2 separate regions of the Homo sapiens genome follow, and region 1 is linked to region 2. Evidence: read pairs that join two places in POLR2A ChIA-PET (ENCODE). Cell type or tissue: OCI-LY7. All regions are shown on one strand. Links, peaks and the distances in the headings refer to the core of each region. The heading gives the core; the rest is flanking DNA. Region 1 overlaps METAP2 (methionyl aminopeptidase 2). Region 2 overlaps LOC105369917 (a long non-coding RNA gene).

Region 1 (9,370 bases), core at 658-8,657, 170 kb before region 2:
AGCTTCAGCATTGACATCATTTTATATTACATATGATACTTTGTATTCCATGCTGCCTGGGGTCATCTGTTACAAGTGTCTAGACCTAGTACGTGGTTATTTTCCCTTAATTGTGTGGATAATTTTACACTGGTTTGTTCACAGGTGGTCAGGACGTAATAACCGAGAGAAGATTGGTGTTCATGTTGGCTTTGAGGAAATCTTAAACATGGAGCCCTATTGCTGCAGGGAGACCCTGAAATCCCTCAGACCAGAATGCTTTATCTATGACTTGTCCGCGGTGGTGATGCACCATGGGAAAGGATTTGGCTCAGGGCACTACACTGCCTACTGCTATAATTCTGAAGGAGGTATAGATAAGAAAAAGTATTTTATCTTGGGTTGGACTTGGAGGCTGGAGTTCAGGCTTTAACCGATTTCTAAATTGACTACTAAATCATAAACAAAGCTACTCGACCACTTATTTTCTTAGGGAGAATGCCTCTGCAGGTACTAAAAAATGAGAGTTAATGCATGAAATATTTTCTGTAGGTTTTGCAGTACTTTTGACTAAGGGCTGGAGGGATATAATAATGAGGATAGTCTTGTTGCTAACTAAAAGTCAGAGTGTTAACTTTTCTTAAAGACACACTTCAAAAAGCAGATCGTATGTTTACTGGTTTACTTCAGTTAATTTCGTTAAAGAAATAGGGTACCTAATGAACTGGGGGATCATAGATATTTGGAACAAACACTGCGTTCAAGTTTAACACACAAAACTCACTTATTTTCTGCCTTCTAGGATAGTCTAGTTCTAGCAAAAGTGATTGGATTGAGATTTTATTTTTTACTCCCCCCAACACCTTTTTTTTTTGTGAGATGGAGTCTCGCTCTGTCGCCCAGGCTGGAGTGCAGTGGGACGATCTCAGCTCACTGCAACCTCTGCCTCCCGGGTTCAAGCAATTCTCCTGCCTCAGCCTCCCAAGTAGTTGGGACTACAGGCACATGCCACCATGCCTGGATAATTTTTTGTATTTTCAGTAGAGACGGGGTTTCACCATGTTAGCCAGGATGGTCTCAATCTCCTGACCTTGTGATGCGCCTGCCTCGGCCTCCCAAAGTGGTGGGATTACAGGCATGAGCCACCACACCCAGCCTTACTTCCCCTTTTGATACTTACTGTTGAACAAAGAATGAAACTCCAACTCCCCACCCCCACCCAACACAGCCCAAACAGAAAAAGAGAGGTGAGGACAAGAAGCCCAATAATCCACCAGGGTAACTCAACACTGAGCTACCAAAAACTACCAAGTTAATTGTACACTATTGGCTTTTTTTTTTTTTTTTTTTTTTTTTTTTTGAGACAGAGTCTCACTCTTTCCCCTGGGCTAGAGTACAGCAGCATGATCTCGGCTCACTGCAACCTCCGCCTCCCAAGTAGCTGGGATTGCAGGTGTGCACCACCACGCCTGGCTAATTTTTGTATTTTTAGTAGAGACGGGGTTTCACCATGTTGGCCAGGCTGGTCTTGAACTCCTGGCCTTAAGTGATCTGTCAGCCTTGGTCTCCCAAAGTGCCGGGTTTACAGGCGTGAGCCACCATGCCCGACCCAATTTGCCTTTTAATACAGATTGAGGGCCGGGCGCGGTGGCTCACGCTTGTAATCCCAGCACTTTGGGAGGCCGAGGCGGGTGGATCACGAGGTCAGGAGATCGAGACCACGGTGAAACCCCGTCTCTACTAAAAATAAAAAAAAAAAATTAGCCGGGCGTGGTGGCGGGTGCCTGTAGTCCCAGCTACTCGGAGAGGCTGAGGCAGGAGAATGGCGTGAACCCGGGAGGCGGAGCTTGCAGTGAGCCGAGACTGCGCCACTGTACTCCAGCCTGGGTGACAGAGCGAGACTCCATCTCAAAAAAAAAAAAAAAAAAAAAAAAATACAGATTGAGTATACCTTGTCTGAAATGCTCGGGACCATAAGTGTTTTGAATTTTGGATTTTTTTGCATAGACATTATGAGGTATTGTAAGGATGGGACCCAGGTTTAGACATGAAATTCATTTGCTTCATATACACCTTGTACACATAGCCTAAATATTTTATACAACACTTTAAATAATGAAACAGTTTCATTAACAGAGTGCATATAACAAAGTTTGTACATTGAGCAATCAGCAAACAAAGGTGTCACTATCTCAGCCACTCATATGGACAGTCTGGTGGTTTGGCATCACCATAATTCCTGGCTGATTTTTATATGCTAATATAAGCAGTCATTAGCATACTTATGTGCATGTAATGTACATAAGTGCATTATGCTTATGTGCCCATAAGTTTCACAGTAAAAAATATTAATACAGTGGAAAAAAATGTGTTCAGGGTTACTTATGACATCATGTTGGCACAAAAAGTTTTGGTTTGGAATTTTTTTTTTTAAGACAGTCCCTCTATCACCCAGGCTTGAGGGCAAGCTGCGCCATCCTTGCTCACTGCAACCTCTGCCTCCCAGGTTCAAGCCATTCTCTTGCTTCAGCCTCCTGAGTAGCTGGGAATTCAGGTGTGCACCACCACGCCTGGCGAATTTTTGTATTTTTAGTAGAGACAGGTTTCACCATGTTGGCCAGGCTGGTCTCTAACTCCTGGCCTCAGGTGATCTGCCTGCCTCGGCCTTCCAAAGTGCTAGGATTACAGGCATGAGCCACCATGCCTGGCCAGATTTTGGAATTAGGGATGATCATCCTGTATGATTAGTGGCAAAAGCATTAACTGGTAGATTTACACAAAGAATAAATAGTGTCAGGTACTCTAATCAGTCACATGCTGTGAAAAACTTAAGCTACTTTTAGAATAAAGGTAGATAATTCCAGGGTAACACTGCCCAATCTATATTTCTCATTAAAGAAAAATGAATTGGCTAGAAAATTATTTTCCCTTCAGAAAAAGCTTCTCACTCAATGCCTTTCATACTAGAATTTTCTAAAGTCCCTTCATAAATGTATTTCTGTGCTTCACTCTAGGGTTCTGGGTACACTGCAATGATTCCAAACTAAGCATGTGCACTATGGATGAAGTATGCAAGGCTCAAGCTTATATCTTGTTTTATACCCAACGAGTTACTGAGAATGGACATTCTAAACTTTTGCCTCCAGAGCTCCTGTTGGGGAGCCAACATCCCAATGAAGACGCTGATACCTCGTCTAATGAAATCCTTAGCTGATCCAAAGACAATGGGGTTTTCTTCCTGTGATTTATATATATACTTTTTAAAAGACTGATGTACCATTTTAAACTTCATTTTTTCTTGTGAATCAGTGTATACTACATTTATACATTTTATATCTAACAATTTTTTTTTTTACAAAGTATAAATGTATATATCAACTGAAGGTAACTACTTTTTTCATATTTGGAGTTTTAAACTTTTGGTGTTTACCTCAGACTGATGTTACCTCTTTTATATTTTTATGTCTTAATTGGCTCGGATGATGAACTTGTGCAATCTTCTACCAACAAAGTTCAAGTGGCATCATTTTATATACATGTATCTTTTTCAGGTATTTTCTATACAAATTCTTAATAGATGGAAAATTAGACTCTACTTTGGTCACTAATAGTCTTTCATTTGTATATTGAAGTTACCTTGCCCCTTGGAGTTATTGAAGTGACATGTCAAGGTATCACCTAAATATTCTTCAGTCACACTCACTGGTATTTCTGAGGCTTTGTGTGTTAACAGGCCTTGTAATTGACATTATTTTGGTTAATGTAACCCCAAAATTGCTTTAGTAATTGCTCTTTGGCATAGTCAAACTATAAATGAAAATGGCAGCTTTACAAATAGTATATTTAAGTGAACTCTGGAACTATGGACATGAAAAAAATGATGGCTGGGATTTATGATTTTTGTCTGGCAGCAAACAGGTTTGTCCAGAAGTCTAATAATTAAGCAGTCATAAAAAGTCTGAATTTAGTAAACCAGTGTATGATGTTATTCAAATAGTTTACCTTGGGTATGAGTTCATTTTATAATGTCTGATGACATTAGATCTCTTAAAACTTTATGTATTTTTTTTAGTTCAAAGGAATAGAGTCTTGAAGAGAAAAAATTATAGGGCAGAAAAGATAAGTGTTCAAAATTGGCAACTGGACTATTATTATGTCTAGCATCTCATTCTAAATAACTAAAGCTTGATTTACTCTTGCTAGGATTATGTGACTACTAGGTAGGAGCCTCTTAAAACACTGGCCCTGAGCATTAAAAAAAAAAAAAAAAACTAAAAGCTATCTATCTAAACTTGCACAAAAAAAAATACAGTGTGAGTCACTCTTTTTCTTCTTCTGATAATCTCACTGGGTTTCTTTAAAGTCCTGTTGCTGCTAACTTTATCTTATTTGGAGAGGGTAGAATCAACTAATCTCTGTAGACCAGCTATGTATCTAAGCTCTGTTAACCACAGGAAGATCATGTATCCCTTTTTTATAAGTGGGTTTATTTGCAGGTTGAAGTCTTAGTGAAAGATAGTATCCTGTAGAATGCTGTTCACCACTAGTGATCATCTGTTAAGTACAAACTTGAAAGAGGTCTCTACCAATAAATTTTTCTTAAATTTCACAAAACAAGTCATCTGGGTTAGCTGATAGTGAGGTGCAGTGAGACTTTTATCACTGAATAGACAAATCATTTGTGCCGAAAATACATCTGGAATATTAAATGGCTATGTTTAAAATTGTTCATAATACCTATGCAAGTTGTTACCTCAACTGTTACACACTTCTTAATACCTCATTAAAAATTTACATGGTCAAGATAACCAGAGTCTACTCTTTTCTAATTTCAAGGACTATTTTTAACGTTATACATTTTAGCACGTCATTTTAATGGAACTGTAAAAACTCCTGAGCTATTTGTAATGGTATCGTTGCTTGTACTTATTTCAATATAAAAACATACAAGAGGCCGGACGCCATGGCTCATGCCTGTAATCCCAGCACTTTGGAAGGCCGAGGCGGGCAGATCACAAGGTCAGGAGATCAAGACCATCCTGGCTAACACAGTGAAACCCCATCTCTACTAAAAATACAAAAAAAAAAAAAATTAGCCAGGCGTGGTAGCATGCATCTATAGTCCAGCTACTCAGGAGGCTGAGGCAGGAGAATAGCTTGAACCCGGCTGCAGTGAGCTGAGATCGCGCCACTGCACTCCAGCCTGGGTGACAGAGCGAGACTCCCGCTAAAAAAAAAAAAAAAAAAAAAAAAAAAAAAAACAAAGTGACTTAGCCCTTTACTTTTTAATCCCTTAAAACTAACAAACACCTATGGGGGGAGGCTTGGAAAAGGGGGATATTATTGGGGGGGGGTCTGGGAAATCTGTAGTACTTTCCACTAAATTTTAGTGTGAAAAATGTCTCAAAATACCAACAATAAAATTAAAACCTAAACAATAAACAGAAACTTAGATTTCTTACTATTTATCTTAAATCTCAACATGGACGTCTACATTCTGCTAAGTTGATCTAACAAAAAACAACATGTTTTAGTTGTAAAATAATTTACTAAAGGCACTATTGTTAAACATCAAACTAATAACTTGTTGCCAATAAGGTACATCGTTGTAAACATAACAAAATTTTAAGAGATACATGGCTAATAAGCAAACAATACAATTTTTAGTTACAGCTTTCCTACTTACAAGATCATGTCCCTTCCAGCCATTACAAGGGCATACAGTGATGCCATTGCTCCCAACAGTTACCTGGGAAGGGAGCTTGGAGCTCCTAATTGGTTTGAGATCATGACTGCCAAGGTCTTTAAAAGCTCCAAAAGTCTTCACTCATAAAGGTCAATTCTAAAATTGCTGGGTTTAGAAATCAAGATACTTGCTTTATACTTCCACATCAAAAAGATACGGACTCAACCCCAAAGGAGCTAGCTGGAGGGCCCAGCCCTGACAGTATGTCCAGGCATGAACTGGCGAGCTCTGCTGCTAGCCACAGCATCACAGAGAATGGAGACATTAGTCAAATGTGGCTACTGAACATTAGCACCATAATAAACATAGCTCATACAGCTAAAACCTAGATTGTTTCCCGACAAGGTAACATTCATTTATAGCTCTAATGCTGAAAGAGCAGCTTTTTAATGTAACAGATGATCTAGGTACACAAGTCATAGGTTTCTCTTCCTAGGATAAAAACGTTCAACAAAATACAAACTAAACAGCATCCCAGAGGCAATAAAATCTCATTGTACTGAAACATATACAAATTAAGGCTACCTTGATATATAAATGATTTAGAAATTATGATGGAACATTCCCATAAAATTATTTAAATATAAGAATTCAATTTGTCAAAGAATCAGTAGTGGGCCTCAGTTCAAACAAATTAATATTACCATCGTTACATTCAACTTAATACACTTAGCCGCTATAAGGAAAGTAACTGTAACGTCACTTCCTGAAATACCACTAGTAATGTTAAGAATCCAAACCTGTCAAAGGGGAAGGTATTACAGCATTTGCCTCATGAATGAAAAAGTCCAAGAATTTCAACTTAATTTTTCTAACTAGAACAAGATCCAAACATGGGAAGTTTTTTTTTTTCTTCTTTGCTTTTGTGGCTTTAATACCCTTTTGGTTTTCTGAGCAAGCTGAATACATTCCCTGATAAACACCACCACTGGACAAAGGATCTAAACATTGAGATTTTTACTAAATCAAGGTTTTGAGTTGGCACAATGTTCCTACTAAGTCAAGTTTCAATTAGCACATCTTTCCAATGTCAGGAGAAAAAAAGACAAGGACTACTATGTCCTACAAAGAATGGTGAAATATTCCTAAAGCTGTATATTTATGAAGAAAAGGTGATTGTCCCTTTTTATGCATGTGTAGATCTTGTTTTAGCCACTATGCCAGAAAAGTCTCAGTGTAGAGGTCTACATTTCAGATAAATGTCTCTGCATTTGCCTACATTAAGTTTAGCTATTTATCCTGTCCAGAATTATAACCACAGACATTGAGATGTAGCTCTCAGATCTGAAAATGTCTTTATTTTTTAGAAAATGGATTCCAGGAAGGTTAAAAAGCAACACCAGAGGGTATAGGTGCAGAACTGGATGTAGTCATTCAAAGCATTCAAGTAAGAATATGGCAATATAAATATCCAAAAAGTATCTCTTAGGTATTCAAAACAAAACGTATAAGTCATTCCTAACTAATTTGAGCTTTATAGCATTTTCCTAGACAGGAAGGGGAAAAACAGTTAGCATTTAAAAGTCCGGAAAGCTTTTTCGTTGGTTAATTACATTAGACGGTTTGCCTTTGTCCAAATTCCTTCTTTTTTAAACATGGATAAAAGTATTACATGGGTCCACTGTTAAAACAGACAACATGTGGCAAATTAATTCTGGTATCATGTTTTCCAACAAAGCTCAGAAAATAAAGGTGTTGAGGTGGCTTTGGACTAAGTTTAATAGTCATCTCCTCTGCTGACAACTTCTTTACATGTTGGACGCAACAGGATGGTATGTTCAAATTGCGCTGTATATGATCCTTTAATGTCACATAATGGTGGATATGGATCTACAATGCCCAAGTCACACAGATTCTTCAGAGCCATCAAGTATTTACTTTCTCCCAAGCGATCCAGCCATCTGCGGCAGAAGGCAAGGGTTCCAAAGTTTTCATTGATGACATTTAACAAGTGTTTTGTTCTTGGAAGCCTAAGAGGAGAAAATCCAAAATTAACTGTTGGCAAAAGAGTTACGAACTGATTTCCCTCATTAAGAAAAGCCCAGACCTTAGCTGTGTCCTAGTAGTTGAAGTCCAAAAACTTTTATTGTTGCTCTTTCAACAATCAAAAGCCAGAATGTATAATAGCCCATACCTAATTATAGATGGCAGCTGAATAGGACACCAGCTGGAGGCCATCTTATCATGTTTACGTGTCTACGTGCGCGCGCGTGTGCGTGTGTGTGTGTTATATTCCCCACTAGAGACCTACTACAGGGTATTATGATGTGAATTTCCTTTTGTGTGCAGCAAGCTCAAAGACCTGCATATAAAAGATGTAAATGCAGATTTCAATCATCTTCAAATGTTAAAAAATTTCAATGTAAATTGAAAGACGCTGTAAATGGAAGTTTACCAATGGAAAAATATTAAAGCAAAAACCTAGGAATGCTAGCAAAATAATCTCTGACATTTATGATTATCAGAAACCGGACTTGAAGAGAGCACTTGTGTGTGTGTGTGTGTGTGTGTGTGTGTGTGTGTGTGTGTGTAATTTTTATCTCAGTTAAAATGTTTAACAGGCTATTTTTTTTTCTTATTGTTGGGCTACAGAACTCTACATTCATGAATATACTATTTTGTATGTATGCCACATTTTTTAGAAATGCTGTTAACTCAGAAGAGATGCTAATTAGCCACATAAAATCAATCGTCTCGTCTCTCACCTTATTGGCACATGTCCAACATCAAAATTTTTCATGTAATGTGAACATTCCATATCATCATGAACAACACCTTTTCCTGTACTACCAAAGGTTTCAATTGCATATACTTCTCCTTCCTGAAAAATAAATAAGGGTCAAGGGGAGAGAAAGAAGAAAAATTCAGAACGAATCACAATTACCATCTCTCTTTCTCTCTCTCTCTTTTTGAGACAGAGTCTCTCTCTGCTGCCAGGCTGGAGTGCAGTGGTGAGATCTTGGCTCACTGCAACCTCCACTTTCCAGGTTCAAGCGATTCTCCTGCCTCAGCCTCCCGAGTAGGTGGGACTACAGGCACGTGCCACCATGCCTGGCTAATTTTTGTATTTTTAGTAGATACAAGGTTCCACCATGTTGGCCAGGATGGTCTCAAACTCCTGACCTCACTCAGGTGATCTGCCTGCCTTGGTGTCTCAAAGTGCTGGGATTAACAGGCCTGAGCTACCGAGCCTGGCCTACAATTACCATCTCTTGAAGTCTCTACCTGATTAAGCAGCAACATGAAATAGCCCCTGGCGGTCCTTATCTAGCCTTGCCCTGCTTTATCTCCTTAGCACTTTTTGGTCTTTCTGCTTCCCCCTATGAATTATGTTCACAGCTCTACCCCTAGAGCCTACTATAAAGAGACTGGCACCTGAGAATGCTCAATAAATATTCATTAAATGTTGAATAAACAACCCTTTCACAGCCCCAATTTCCACAACTGATTTAGTGCTGACTATACACAATTTGCAAATTCAAATGGCCCAATTCCTGGCAGGGTGAATATGGATGATAAGCAGCTAATTCTGGTCAGTATAACCATATATTTAACTACCATGACCTTCTGCTTGGAAGAAAAAAATGTCTTCCATGGAAGTAAAATGTTAGTGACACACATACCTCCATTCTTGTTGCCTCCCCT
Region 2 (9,370 bases), core at 681-8,680:
CCATGTGTTTGAGGCAGGAGGTTGGAAGCTTTGCTCAAAGCAAGGACTTAAAATGCCTTTTTGAGCAGAGGTAGAGGGTTGTAGCTTGAAACTTGACTTTTAGTGATTCCACAGACACCAGCTGACACATCAGAATTATTCAGGGATGCTCAGAATGCCACTCCAGGAACCTGATGTTGCCACGCTGTGTTTACCTGCCGTAAACCCCAGGAAAGGAAAGGTGGGGATGGAGGAGTCAGTGGTCATTGGAAAACAAGAAGAGTGTCACTGAAGCTGGGAGTCTTAGAAGCCTGTTCTTACAGGGTGGAGATCAGAGCTTTAATTCAAATGCATCTGATTTCTTTGATATAAATCCCTGCCTCTGGCTCTCAGCTCTCTGCAGGCACCTAGCCACTGGTGAAGGTGTTGTTGATTCTCTTGCTACTTCTTATGGCCCACTCATATTTTATACCAAACCATACACTCTGAAAGTTCTTTTCTCTTTTTTTTTTTTTTTTTTTGTCATTGTGCTCTTCAGGATATAAGATAGCTAATAGCTCACTCTGGAAATAGCATTAATACATTGGGGTGAGGGGGAAGTGGAGGACTCATTTTATCAGATGTTAAGGTTTTTATGACGTGATAGTAACTAAGATATTGTAGTATTGGCACCAGGCTAGTTAAATAGACCAATGGAACAGAAATAGAAAGACCTGACTGACCCAGGAACATGGGGAAACTTGATTTACAACAGAGATCGAATTACAAACCAGGAGGAATGGATTATTCAATCAATGGTGCTGGGACAACTGATTATCTATCTTAGATTCCTATTTTCCATAATAAACTCCAGGTAAAGAGCTAATCATTAAAAGCCAAATAATAAAACATTTAGAAGAAAACATCAGGATAATTTTTTCTTATCACCTTCAGGTAGAAAATTGTTTTGTTTTTTTTTTGAGACAGTCTTGCTCTGTCAACCAGGCTGCAGTTCAGTGGCGTGATCTGCTCACTGCAACCTCCACCTCCCAGATTCAAGCAATTGTCCTGCCTCAGCCTCCCAAGTAGCTGGGATTACAGATTACAGGTACACACCACCACACCCGGCTAATTTTTGTATTTTTAGTAGAAACGGGGTTTCACCCTGTCGGCCAGGCTGGCCTCAAACTCCTGACCCGCCCGCCTCGGCCTCCCAAAGTGCTGGGATTACAGGCATAAGCCACCTCGCCTGGCTGAAAATAAATTCTTAAACCAAATGCACACCAAAAAATCACAAACATAAGGGATAGGATTAATTAGTTTAACTATATTAAAATAAAAATCTTCCATATAAAAAGGACACCATAAGCAGAAGGAAAAGACAAGCCACAGATGGAGACAAATGTTAGCAAAATATATGATTGGCAAATAGACCCTTTGCTGAACAATATGGCAATGTCTAGTAAAATTGAAGGCACGAATAATCCAGAGAAATTCTATACCGTAGGAAATGTGCAAAAATTTCATTGCAGCAGTTCTCTGTAGTAAAAAATTGGAAATTATGTAAATGTCCATCAACAAGAGAATGTATCAGTTGTTTGTTGTGGACAACTGCCATTGGCTCTTATCATGCAGCATCTATACCTCCCTCCTAAGTTTGGGGACTCCCCTACCTGCTGAGGCAGAGTCCCCTCCCACAATAAAAGCCAAAAATACCACTTTTTTTTTTTTTTTTTTCCCTGAGACAGCCTCCCTCTGTCACCCAGGCTGGAGTGCAGTGGCGCAATCTTGGTTCATTGCAACCCCTACCTCCCGGGTTCAAGCAATTCTGCCTCAGCCTCCCGAGTAGCTGGGACAACAGGCATGCACCACCATGCCTGGCTAATTTCTTTGCATTTTTAATAGAGATGGGGTTTCACCATGTTGGCCAGGCTGGTCTTGAATTCCCGACCTCAAGTGATCCGCCCACCTCAGCCTCCCAAAGTGCTGGCATTACGGGCATGAGCCACCACACCCAGTCCCATCTTCTTGATTTCCCAGTTTCTCCTGCAGCTAGGGCCCAGGCACATGACCCAGGCTCCAAAGATCAGATGCGCCTGCCCCAGACTTTCATGCAGCTGCAGGGGCTGCCCGGACTTTCTGGGAGGAAGAGCAGTGGTTCCGCTTGGCTTCTAGTGGCTGTAATGGCTGTGGTTCCTGCAGCTGTGTTTTGGGTCAGGAGGACCAACAGTGCAAGCCGTAGGGTCTGTCCAGCAGCCGTTGTTGTGGTGTTGCTATTGGACACATTCTACAGCATGATTAGGGACATTTTCCCTGGCAGTGGAGCCTCCAAACCCAAGTCTTCCACTCTTGCAAAGGTCTTCCAAGTTATTGAATACATTCCTTTTTGTTTGTTTGCTTAAATTAACCAGTTTGTTTCTGTTGCTTGCAAATAAAAACCCTCATCCTAACAGATTATGGGTTATTACATACTTATATGACATACATGAGAATGACATACACCAAAATTAGGATAAAACGTTGAGTGAAATCAGGCAGGAGTCCTCAGGGACTTTCAGTTGTGTCTCAAATTGTAACAATGGAAAAAATATAAACATATATAGCAAATGGAGTAAAGCATTAATTTGTATTAATATTTGATATTAATACAATAAAGCTCGGTGGTGTGCATGGGGGTGTTATATTATCTTCATATTTTTATGAATATATTAACTACTCCATTATATGCACACACCAACACACATATGTAAACTTTTACTATAATTCAAAATGTACTATTCTGAACATTTCAAAGAAACAATATTCTGCTGATATTATGTGTTTGTCTTTCCATGAAAGAAGATCCATCTCTAAGTTAGCCTGCATCTAAATTCACTAATAAACATTATGCTGAAAAAGGAAAAAATATATTGAAAATAGGTCTGGTGGGGCATTAAGGCAAATGCTGAAATAATGTATTATATTTGCATGCATGGGTTTTCTTAAGCCAAGCAGATACCGTAAATCACCATCATTTTGTAGAAATGCGTTTCTACTGAGGAAAGGCATCAAGACATTTCAAAAAGCATGGCTTCAACAAACATAGCTGATCATTCATCACACTAAGTTGCTTAGTGCATTTGTTTGCTTCAGTTGCTTTAACAAACTACCAGAGCCCAAGGGACTGACATGACAGAAATTAATTTTCTCACAGTTCTGGAAGCTGGAAGTCCATGATCAAGGTCCGTAGCATCAGTATCTGATGAAGGCTCTCTTCCCGGCTTATGGATGGCCACCTTATTGCTGTGTCCTCACGTGGCAGGCAGCAAAAGTCAGCTCTCTGGTGTCCTCTTCTTATAAGGACACTAATCTTATCAGATCAGGATCCCACCCTTATAACATCATTTAACCTTAATTACCTCCATAAAGCCTCTATCTCCAAATACATTGAGGTTTGGAGCGTCAACATACAAATTTTGGGGGGACACATTGAGTCCACAGCACTCAGGTTAAGGGTAAAGAAACTGAAAACACCCAGCACTTTGGAAGGCTGAGGCAGGCGGATCACTTGAGGTCAGCAGTTCGAGGCCAGCCTGGCCAACATAATGAAATCCCGTCTCTTCTAAAAATACTAAAATTAGTCGGGCATGGTGCCACACGCCTGTAATCTCAGCTACAAGGGAGGCTGAGGCAGGAGAATCGCTTGAACCCAGGAGGTGGGGGTTGCAGTGAGCCAAGATCGCTCCACTGCATTCCAGCCTGGGTGACAAGAGCAAGACTCTGTCTCAAAAAAAAAAAAAAAAAAAAAAAAGGCCTGGCACGGTGGCTCACGCCTATAATCCCAGAACTTTGGGAGGCAGGCAGATCACAAGATCAGGAGTTTGAGACCAGCCTGACCAACATGGTGAAACCCTGTCTCTACTAAAAATACAAAAAGTTAGCCAGACATGGTGGCGGGTGCCTGTAGTCCCAGCAACTCGGGAGGCTGAGGCAGGAGAATCGTTTAAACCCGGGAGGTGGAGGTTGCAGTGAGCCAGTATCGCGCCACTGCACTCCAGCTTGGGTGACAGACAGAGACTCTGTCTCATTAAAAAAAAAAAAAAAAAAAAAAAGGACACTGAAATCAACAGTGAATATTTTAATGATAATAAAATGTACTCCTGGCCAGGCACAGTGGCTCATGCCTATAATCCCAGCACTTTGGAAGGCCAAGGTGGGAGGACTGCTTGAGGTGAAATTTGAGCCCAGCCCGGGCAACACAGCAAGACCCCATCTCTGTATTAAAAAATAAAAATAAATAAGATGTACTCTTCTAGCTACCCAGGAATGCCAGTTTAAAATAACCTAATTAAAATACTATATTTTTAAACAAATTTCAGCGTCTCATAAAATTCTTTAAGCTAATTAAAATTCATGAAAGGTTGGTTTTATATGCTTCATAACCCCCCTGGAAGTTTTGTGGAAACACAAACTTACCCCTACATAATAGATGTTAATACTGAAGCACAAAGAAATGAGAAGATTTGCAATCACATTAAGAGTGAGTGACAGGCCAGGTACGGTGGCTCACACCTGTAATCCCAGCACTTTGGGAGGCCTAGACGGGTGGATTACTTGTGGTCAGGAGTTCAAGGCCAGCCTAGCCAACATGGTGAAGCCTCATCTCTACAAAAACACAAAAATTAACTCGGCATGATGGTGGGTGCCTATAATCCCAGCTACTTGGGAGGCTGAGGCGGGAGAATCTCTTGAACCCAGGTGGCGGAGGTTGCAGTGAGCCGAGATTGTGCACTCCAGCAGCCTGGGCAACAGAGCAAAAATTCTGTCTAAAAAAAAAAAAAAAAAAAAGAGTAAGTGACAGATTATGAATCCAAATTTAGCTTTCTGATTTCCATTCTAGCTGTTGGGCTACATAGCTTATTTAGTAGAGGCAATAAAACCAACTCATAAACACCTTACAGATATTTCAGGATCCAGCAAGATAGCAGTATTACAATAGAAAAAATATATGCATGTGTTCAAATCACAGCTGTCATTTACTGCTTGTGTGTTTTTGGTATAATTACTGAATTTCCAGAGCCTCAGTTTTCTCATCTGTAAGGGAATAAAAGTAAGTAACTTACAGACCAGCCTTGTATGCATTCTTCTTAGGTATGTTACAGTGCAATTAACATTCTAGTAATTGCTGGTCAATTATTTGCAATCATTTGGATTCATTGGTCCTCTGAACACGTATTTTATGTTTCTTTCAGAGCCATCGGTGCCTGTATAGCTGAAAAGGCTTATGTTTAACTCTTTTAGTGTATTGACAAATATTTTAACATGTTGGTAAATAAAATCCTGTCCAGAATTAAATGTCAATGCTTTACTAAAGTAATCGCTTGTATATCAGGGGTGTCCTTTCTGTCCTTTCATTTCTTTAATGTGATTTCTAACCATTATATTTCTAGGGTTCCTTTTCCCATTGAAAGCAAGGATACCTGGTTTGCTTCCCAGCTGGTTTGTCCCATGGTCCTAAGGAGAACACTGTGCAGGGACACAGGGCACACGTGCCAATGTAGCTCTCACAGCATCCTGAAAGTGACAGACCTGGAGTATGATCACCTTAGAAGCAGCCAGATGTCCTCTGCGGACCAGGTCATCATAGTCTATGTCTTCTCCTTCAAGCAAAAGGACAAGACTATCAAAGAAGTGGCCAAAGTATATAGGGAGCTATATACTTTTTTTTTTTCTGTTGGCTTCTCAACACACTTTTTTTTTTAACTGAGATATGACATTCGTATAATAAAGATCACAAATCTTAAGGGTATATACCATAATGAATTTTTATGTATATACACACCTGTGTAATCACCACCCAGATCAAATACAGAATTCTTCCAGGCTTGAAAAATCTCTCTCCTACTCCTTCTCATTGAGTAACCTACCCACCTGCCCACCCCCAGGAAACCACTATTCTGCCTTCTATCAGCATGAATTACTTTCATCTGTTCTAGATCTTCATGGACTCACACAGTATGCACTTGTTGATACACAGTTCATTTTAATGCTTCTTCTACCAGAGAATGGGAATAGTAAATACCAGTCATGAGCCAATATTCCCCCATTCTGTGTCTATAGCAGACATCACTAATCCATCATTCTTTTTTTGTTTGTTTGTTTGAGACAGAGTCTTGTTCTGTTGCCCAGGCTGGAGTGCAGTTGTGTGATCTCAGCTCACTGCAGCCTCCACCTTCTGGGTTCAAGTGATTCTCATGCCTCAGCCTCCGGAGTAGCTGGCAAGCACCAACCACGTTTGGCTAATTTTTTTTTTTTTTTTTTTTGTATTTTTAGTAGAGATGGGGTTTCACGGTGCTAGCCAGGCTGGTCTCAAACTTCTGACCTCAAGTCATCTGCGCCCACCTTGGCCTCCCAAAGTGCTGGGATTACAGGCGTGAGCCACCATGCTCAGCCCATCATTCTTTTCAACTGAGCCTAGACTGGGCCCTAAACTCTTTTTTGCTGATTGCACACCAAATAGCCACCACAGACTGATCTCAGAGGCCACTTATGAAACTGAGTTTGGAATCTATCACCACGACTTTCATTTCCTGACTGTCCCTTCTTTCCAATCCCACTGCTTCTGCCTACTTCAGGCCTTCATCACTCCCGAACTGATTTTCTCCAATGCTCTAACTAGTTCTTGCTTTTAGTCTTGAGACCTCTAATATTTCCTACCCATTTCAGGGTGTTTTTTTTTTTTTTTTTTTTTTTTTTGAGATGGGGGTCTCGCTCTGTCGCCCAGACTGGAGTGCAGTGGCGCGATCTCAGCTCACTGCAAGCTCCGCCTCCCAGGTTCACGCCATTCTCCTGTCTCAGCCTCCCGAGTAGCTGGGACTACAGGCACCCACCACCACACCCGGCTAATTTTTTGTATTTTTAGTAGAGACGGGGTTTCACCATGTTAGCCAGGATGATCTCGATCTCCTGACCTTGTGACCTGCCCACCTCGGCCTCCCAAAGTGCTGGGATTACAGGCGTGAGCGGCGCCTGGCCTTTTTTGTTTGTTTGTTTTGAGACGGAGTCTCACACTGTCACTCGGGCTGGAGTGCAGTGGTGCAATCTCAGCTCACTGCAACCTCTGCCTCCCAGATTCAAGTGATTCTCCTACCTCAGCCTCCCAAGTAGCTGGGATTACAGGCACCTGCCATCACAGCCCGTTAATTTTTTGTATTTTTAGTAGAGACAGGATTTCACTATGTTGGCCAAGCTGGTCTCGAATGCCTGACCTTGTGATCCACCCGCCTCGGCCTCCCAAAGTGCTGGGATTACAGGCGTGAGCCACCGTGCCCAGCCAGGTGTTCTTTTTAATATCCGAACATGTCTGCATCATTCTTCTGCTTATAAGTCTCTAAGGACTTCCCTTTAGGCCAAGTCCAAGTTCCTTAGTCTGACATGGAGGGCCCACTCCCACTGGGGCTCTCTCAGCCCTGCCTGTAGATGGCAAATATTTCTTTCAGATCTTTAAAATGTCAGAGTCTCAGTTAATCTTTCCTCAATCGGACAAGAGAAGGCCTCAGAGAAAGCCCTCTTCTGCCTGCATCAGTGCAGATTCTCTGCAGATGCAAATCTCCCCCACAAAAGACAGTTCTGCAGGGTGACTTCTATTCATTGGCTCTCTGAACAGCCACCTCAAAATATGCCAAAGAAGTATATTTCGGGGTGAAATATTTTTATTTCCTTCAGTCCTCACTTTGAAACTTGAAAAAGTTTCACATCTGAAAAGCTAAATTGATAGCTTTGCAGAGATTTGGGTGATAGGCTGCAGAGATAAAGATAGGCAAAGGAGTGGAAAAAAACAAATTGGGATAAGCAAAAACGGGCAAATTTAAATATATCATTCCGTGTCTTCTTGAATCAGTCTCTTAGTCCTAAGAATAAATCAGTTCAGTTAAACAGCTGTGTCCCATTCAGGAGGTGGCATTGCAGATGGGCTAGGCCTTTAGAGATGACGCAGGCAAACAGACAGATCTTTAATAAGAGGCACAAAATGTAAATTTTGACCAAGGACATATTATTTTGTACAACGGGGCTGATAGCAACCTTGCAAGGAGGTCACATGTCATTCTGTAACTGAAAGCTAAAGAAGGAGAATCACAACAGCATTGGCTGAGTCCCCTAAATTTCCAGAAAGTTGATTATTTTTTAGGTCAGCAAGAGGAAGGGAATAATCCCGTGACCAGAGAACCTAAAGAGAATACAAATAAGAATGAAGAAGGTTATAAAACACAGAAAACTTAGCAAAGACCTCTAGTGTCCTCCAAAAGAGTTGCGTGGCTGGATGAGGGCCTTAGCTATCTCTTAATTCTCTTTCATTCCACCTAACCAGGGAACCACAAGTCCTGCATGATAGTGAAATGATTGAGCTGTACCTGGAAGGTGAACAGCAGTAGATACTCTGGTGGAAGCATCAGGGTGTAGACAGAGCTCTTACAAGGGTGGCCTGAGCCACAGAGAGTGTGTCGTGGGTTCTGGGAGTATAGGGAGGACAGCCTTACCTTCCCAGCCTGCTTTGAAGTTGGCTTCCTCTGCCCCTAGGCTGGAAGCTTCTTGATGGTAAGACTGTGTCATGTTCACCATTGTAGCCCCAGTCCCTATCCCTGGGCCCAGCTCATGGTAAACATTGAAAACATATTTGCTGAATGAATCAATGAACCAATGAATGAGTGAATGGTCTCTCAGTCTGATGGCCATGGTCACTGCTAATTCTTTCTTGGTCTCATTGCAGGTGTTTCTAGGACTATGGGCTTGTAACCTGCTGAGCTAGGTTTCACCTGCAGATACAAAGAAGCTGGTTCACCTGCAGATACAGAGAAACTGGGTGGATGGGAGGGTAGAATCACAGGTAAGAGGGGTCAGACTTCTCATTGGGACAACAAGGTGCATCAAATCCCACGATATCTTTGGATGTAGAGAGGGTCTTATTTATGTACCCCATGTACCCCCTTCTTTTTTTTTTTTTTTTTTTTTTTTGAGATGGAGTCTTGCTCTGTCACCCAGGCTGGAATGCAGTGGCACGATCTCCGCTCACTGCAACCTCTGCCTCCCGGTTCAAGCAGTTCTCCTGCCTCAGCCTCCCGAGTAGCTGGGATTACAGGCGCCCACCATCACGCCCAGCTAATTTTTGTATTTCTAGTAGAGACAGGTTTTCACCATGTTGTCCAGGCTGGTCTTGAACTTCTGGCCTCAAATGATCCGCCTGCCTCAGCCTCCCAAAGTGCTGGGATTAAGGCGTGAGCCACCACACCCAGCATCATTAAAGGACCTTAAACAGACAAGTGACATGCAGAGGTTTTTTTTGTATTTTAGAAAGTTTATTTTGTTTATTTTGGAAGAATGGTATGGAAAGGGTCCAAGTGACAGAGAGACCTGTTAAGCTTTTAACTAGGAGGGA

What was found. Peaks named below come from ENCODE experiments on the same cell type or tissue, not always from the same donor. Only the 100,000 strongest peaks of a DNase experiment are listed, where the experiment ranks them.
Region 1: POLR2A ChIA-PET joins it to region 2 with 10 read pairs; 3 of 35 experiments call an interaction of 5 or more read pairs at or near these places.

Annotation. Positions count from the first base shown.
Region 1 is chr12:95,511,977-95,521,346 of GRCh38, reverse strand. It overlaps METAP2 (methionyl aminopeptidase 2), which reads right to left. Exons shown (of 11, transcript NM_006838.4): 9 at 9,349-9,370; 10 at 8,431-8,546; 11 at 5,508-7,695. The coding sequence ends at 7,443. USP44 (ubiquitin specific peptidase 44) reads left to right here. Exons shown (of 6, transcript NM_032147.5): 5 at 145-350; 6 at 2,994-4,787. The coding sequence ends at 3,193. Among named protein-coding and RNA genes, the nearest start is that of USP44, 35 kb to the left of the region's middle. RefSeq lists a silencer at 2,087-2,287. In OCI-LY7, for the core only: no CTCF peak of the experiment used is centred there; no DNase peak of the experiment used is centred there.
Region 2 is chr12:95,342,227-95,351,596 of GRCh38, reverse strand. LOC105369917 (a long non-coding RNA gene) reads left to right here. Exons shown (of 11, transcript XR_001749265.1): 9 at 8,705-8,821. Among named protein-coding and RNA genes, the nearest start is that of MIR3685, 37 kb to the right of the region's middle. In OCI-LY7, for the core only: CTCF peaks have their summits at 8,011 and 8,217; DNase peaks (open chromatin) are centred at 2,116, 7,546, 7,906, 8,264 and 1 weaker place; H3K4me3 peaks cover 3,423 bases; H3K27ac peaks cover 7,420 bases.